Linked DNA regions of Homo sapiens: region 1 is linked to region 2. Evidence: read pairs that join two places in POLR2A ChIA-PET (ENCODE). Cell type or tissue: MCF 10A. All regions are shown on one strand. Links, peaks and the distances in the headings refer to the core of each region. The heading gives the core; the rest is flanking DNA.

Region 1 (2,922 bases), core at 196-2,695, 270 kb after region 2:
ATTTTGGCATTCCTCTTTTAGTAACTGATGGAATAAGCAGACAGAAAAATCAGTAAGGACTTAGAAGATCTCAATGATATTATTAGCATGTCAATGACCTAATTGACATTTGTAGGACACTCCACCCAACTGCAGAATAGAGTCCCCATGTTCATGACCAGAACTAGGCCAATTATTTTATTTCTTACTTTGTAAGAGACAAAATTATGTCCTATAATCCTGATTACATGGAGATTTCAATTACAACCCAGTGGCTGCCCAACAAATCACTTCTATGAAACTCAGAATGTGTTGCCACTGAGCAAAAGCAAGTTTGTCATCTTCAAGAACTTCATTACAACTTTGCTCGATGGTTTCATGTATTATTTTAAAATCTTTGTTATTTCTGCAAATAAGGTACTTTGAAATTGGAATAGTTATTTTAAAATCACCCTATACTTGTCTTTACAATGAAAACAGTAGGAATTTTTTATTTTAGATCAAATTGCTAGTATTAGACTTGTCTTTCAAGTTCAGGATTCATACATTAAAACATCAATGTATAATGGTTAAACAATTAACTGACACCTATTTCTTTTATATATAGATAAATATAATAAAACATGAATTTATATTTGTTTGTTTGTTCATGATTTGTCATGTTTTTCATCCATCCAAACAGCATTCTGGAGGATTGGTTTACCATAAAAAAAAAAAAAAAAAACAGAAATACAGCAAATTTATTCAAAGAAACTAGAATATTATAGAGGACACTGTTTTAGTTGACTCAATAGTTTCTCCTCCCTTCCTTCCTACCTCCGTCTCTCTCTTTTCCTTGCTTCCTTCCTTCTCCCCTTTCTTCTGTTCTTGCTAATAATACTTACTTTTATTTTGCCAAGAAAGATTAATATACTCAGAGAAGATGGGTCTATTTTTAAACCAAGACATGAGCAATGATTGCTCTAAGCCAGTCACCATAATCTCATTGTCCTTTGCCAACTAATCTTAGGAATGGGATGGGAACTCATTCTTGTCCATGAGAAAGAGTGTAAAGATGTGAGGTGCTTCTGGGTGTAATCTCCCTCACAGAAGAAAAGAGACATGGGAGGAAAAGTCTTTTGCCTCCTGCCTCAACATCAGTGCTATGTCCTTTCCTAGTGTTTTGGGATTTTTCAGATATCTTTTCCTTGTTGATTTCTAACTTAATTATCTTGTAGTCAGAGAACATACTCTGTATAGTTTCAATCCTTTTTCTACTTGTTGGGACTTATTTCATGGTCTAGTATGGGAGCTTCAGCAAGGCAAAACTGGCTTCATATACATTTGGATTCAAGGATCTGTCCTTCTCTTTTTGTTACCTTTACTTTCTTTCTTCTATTCATTCTTGGACAAGTGCTTGCTTGTCTGCTGGTAAAAATACTCCCAGAAAGTTATAGAGTCACATAATCCTTAAGCTCATGTTCACAAGGAAAAAAGAAAGACCCTTTCCCTTTAATTCAAGGATTCTGTTTGGCAAGAACTTAGATCATGAACTAACTCCTATTAAGGGTAGGGGATAAGGTTCTGCACAAGAAACAGAAGTTTTGCTGTGAGGAAAAGGGAGATAGAAGTTTGCCATGCAGTTACCACTGTTTATACAATAGTGATCTCCAAATGCTTTTTTTCAAATGTTTTTGACTGCACACTCTATTAATTTTAAAATTGTATATGAATCCCCATATATGTAAATTATTTTAAAATAAGTATATATAAATATACAAATTATTTATTTATAAAGAAATTTAAATTTATTTGTCAGTAAATAAATATAAATAAGATTACTGGCATTTATTTCTTGCTATTCAAAGAAAAAAAGAAAGGCTGGGCTTGGTGGCTTAGAACTGTAATACCAACACTTTGGGAGGATGAGGTGGGAGAATCATTTGAGGCCAGGAGTTTGAGACCAGCCTGGGCCACATCGTGAGATCTCCATCTCTACAAAAAGTTTTTAAAATTAGCTGGGCATAGTGGCGTATGGCTGTAGGCCTAGCTACTCAACAGACTGAGACATAAGGATTGCTTGAGCCTAAGAGTTTGAGGCTGCAGTGAGCTATGTTGGTGCCACTGCATCCCAGCATGGGTGACAGAGGGAGATCTTGTCTCAAGAAAAAAAAAAAAAGAAGAAGAAAGAAGGAAGAAGGAAGAAGGAAGAAGAAGAGCAGCAACAATAACAAGAAGAGAGAAATCATTGTGTGTATTTCTGGCATATGCCAAACAACCTTTGGAGACCATGGCTCTCCACTGGTTTTATTTCCATATGGCCAGCAGACTCCCAGTCCCAGCTCTCCTTGAATACTGCTGGAAGGCACCTGGGACTTTGATTCCCTGTCCCATCCTATCAAGGAGAGGACAGACCAACTCCCATGGAGAGGGAGATGGCTTCTGGGCCATTTAGACCTTCCTCTACCTTCTCTACTGCTGTACCCTGTGGCCTCCAAACTACCTGCCCCTACCTTATAGTTTTGTGCTTATATCACTCCAGCTTGGGCATCAAATTACCTGTGCTGTTTTTCTCTCTAGATCACTTCTCTGCAAATACTGGTGGATGCCTGGAACTTACTTTAAAAGGCCAGTAAGTAAGTGGAATAAAAGTACCCCAGGATGACTAAAACTATCAGACCAGTGCTATGAGCATGATCCTGTTTCCTCACACTCTGGTTTAAGCCAGTCTCCCTTTCTAGAATGAGAGTGGCAAGACAACTGGGCTAAAGAATCAAGTCCCAGACCTCTGTCCCATCAGGTTTCCTGAGGACACTACCATGTTGCCATAGCTTCCTGGCATGGCTTTTAGACAGCACTTATTTTTTAATAGTTGTATTGATACATAATCAATGTCCAATAAATTACACATATTTAAACTACAGGATTCAATATGTATACATATTCAATTTGTGTGACATATGT
Region 2 (2,922 bases), core at 95-2,594:
TGCATCTGACACAATGTGCCAATCAGAGGAAGTGTTCAATAAATAACTATTGTTTTGACATTGCTATTTCTTAGCAGCCCAGAGCTATACTTCATCAAATGAAACTGTACTTCATTATATCGAATAATTTCTCTGTCTTCCCTGCTTTGACTGCACCTACCTTGGGTCAACAATAGATGCTGGTTAGCTACCCTCAGGGGAATCATTCACTATGGGGGGTCCAGAGCTGTGTGGCACCATCATCCCCTGGAGTTGGCCCACTGACCTACTAACTACAAAGTGCTCACGTCTGGAGTAATGGAGTGTTTGAATCAAACATAGTCGTGATTGCTGAGGATGCTGCAGAAACATAGTGTGAGCCCCAGGGCAGATGGAGTCACCTGTCACATGGTAGATCAACCACTCACACCAGCTCTGTCAAGGGACAGAGTTTCCAGGGAAGCAGCCCTCAAGCCAAATCTGTTGATCAGAAATGTTTAACTTAGCACACAAAGTCTTCTTATAATAAAATTAATTGCTAGTATTTCAAATTCTAGGAAGTTCACATGAACATCCAGATTTTGTACTTCTCTTGAAACACTGGAAGATACATCAACACTAGGTCCACTCCGCTGCACAGAAACAACTGGCTTGGTCCAAGCGGTAAGTAGCTGTCCTCTTGCACACTGTGCACAAACCATCCTCTCAGAAATCATTTTCACAACCCCTTATGCACTCTGTTTGCAGCCCCTTCCACAGAGGCAGAATGGGAATGCCAAAAATGTCATCTTATCTTGCTTTGCAATAGTTCAAAGATTATGCTGCAAGTATTTGTGTGTTCAGTGAGATATTTTTAAGAACTTAAAATGCTGCATCAGATAATCAAAGCCTTGTGTATCCATCCCAAATGGCTTCACCCATTACTTTTCTTATAGCTAATTATGAATTATATCCAAATATTCTGTCTTCATTGCCTACTTACAGCAGAGACGATCTCCTTTGACAGGAATCCAACTGTGTGAGTTGCCAAGAACTTGTCAGAGAGAGGGTTGTAACAGGAGGGCACTTTTTCCTCCTGCCGTCCCTTTTCTGGCTTTACCCAAGCTCCTCTGAGGCAGTTTAGACTTGCAGGAATGCTCTGGCTGCCTGCCCTGATGCTGACCTCCTCTGGGTGGGGAAGCAGGCAGCTGGGTGCAGGGCACTTGATTCTGGAATGTACTTCCTCATAAAGGTGCCAGGGCCTGCACTTGGCAAATTCTAAACACAATGGCTTTTTAGCTGCCAGGGCATTTATTACTCCTGATTGAGAGGTGAATAAACATGCTTTTTAAACTTACAGACAACTGGGATGCAAGTTAAGGGGACTAGTCATCTAGTTTGATTGAATTACTTTAACTTCGGAATTAAAAAGAAAGGTCTTCTAAAGTAAAAACTCATTTAGTATAAATTAATGATACAAACTAACAAAAAGTAATAACCCCCATCACGACTTTTTAAAAAATTATATACAAATGTTTTGTGTTTTTTTTGAAACACATCACATTTATTCATTTGCATATTTTCAGTGACACTATTGTGCTACAAATGGCAGAGGTGAATAGTTACATCAGAAACCACATGGCCTGCAAAGTCTAAAATATTCATTATCTGGCCCTTCGTGAAAAACGTTTGCCTATTCCTACTCCACTAAATAACTCTTGTGGGGTATTTTTATTTATTTATTTATTATTTTTATTTCAATAGTTTTAGGGGAACAGGTGGTTCTTGGTTACATGAGTAAGTTCTTTAGTGGTGACTTCTGAGATTTTGGTGCCCTCATCACCCAAGCAGTGTACACTGTACCCAATGTGTAGTCTTTTATCCCTCACCCCCTCCTACCCTTCCCCCAAATCCCCAAAGTCCATTATATCATTCTTATGCCTTTGTGTCCTCATAGCTTAGCTCCCACTTAAAAATGAGATCATATAATATTTGGTTTTCCATTCCTGAGTTACTTCACTTAGAGTAACGGTCTCCAGGCCAGGCACGGTGGCTCACACCTGTAATCCCAGCACTTTCGGAGGCCAAGGCAGATGGATCACGAGGCCAGGAGATCAAGACCATCCTGGCTAACATGGTGAAACGCTGTCTCTACTGAAAATACAAAAAGTTAGCCAGGCATGGTGGTGGTCGCCTGTAGTCCCAGCTACTTGGGAGGCTGAGGCAGGAGAATGGTGTGAACCCAGGAGGCAGAGTTTGCAGTGAGCCGAGATCACGCCAGTGCACTCCAGCCTGGGAGGCAGAGCTAGACTCTGTCTCAAAAAAAAAAAAAAAAAGAATAATGGTCTCCAACCTGATCCAGGTTGCCACGAATGCCATTATTTTGTTCCTTTTTATGGCTGAGTAGTATTCTATAGTGTACATAGTAATATAAACACCACTTTTCTTTATCCACTTGTTGGCTGATGGGCATTTAGGCTGGTTCCATAGTTTTGCAAATACAAATTGTGCTGTTATAAATATCGTGTGCAAGTGTCTTTCTTATATAATGACTTCTTTTCCTCTGGGCAGATACCCAATAATGGGATTGCTGGATCAAATGGTAGCTCTACTTTTAGTTCTTTAAGGAATCTCCATACTATTTTCCACAGTGGTTATTCTAGTTTACATTCCAACCAGCAGTGTAAAAGTGTTACTTTTCACCATATCCACACCAACATCTATTATTTTTTTTATTTTTTAATTATGGTCATTCTTGCAGGAGTAAAGCGGTATCTCATTGTGGTTTTGATTTGCAATTCCCTGATCATTAGTGATGTTGAGCATGTTTTCACATGTTTGTTGGCCATTTGTACATCTCCTTTTGAGAACTGTCTATTCGTGTCCTTTGCCCACTTTTTGATGGGTTATTCATTTTTTTTCCTGCTGATTTCAGTTCCTCGTAGATTCTGGATATTAGTCCTT

Evidence for each region. ChIA-PET counts read pairs that join two places held together with the same protein. Peaks named below come from ENCODE experiments on the same cell type or tissue, not always from the same donor. Only the 100,000 strongest peaks of a DNase experiment are listed, where the experiment ranks them.
Region 1: POLR2A ChIA-PET joins it to region 2 with 11 read pairs; 2 of 35 experiments call an interaction of 5 or more read pairs at or near these places.

Annotation. Positions count from the first base shown.
Region 1 is chr5:112,497,268-112,500,189 of GRCh38, forward strand. No RefSeq gene overlaps it. Among named protein-coding and RNA genes, the nearest start is that of EPB41L4A-DT, 79 kb to the left of the region's middle. In MCF 10A, for the core only: no CTCF peak of the experiment used is centred there; no DNase peak of the experiment used is centred there.
Region 2 is chr5:112,227,711-112,230,632 of GRCh38, forward strand. All of the region lies in intron 12 of EPB41L4A (erythrocyte membrane protein band 4.1 like 4A), which reads right to left. LOC101927023 (a long non-coding RNA gene) reads left to right here and starts at 573. Exons shown (of 4, transcript NR_110559.1): 1 at 573-642. In MCF 10A, for the core only: no CTCF peak of the experiment used is centred there; a DNase peak (open chromatin) is centred at 1,131.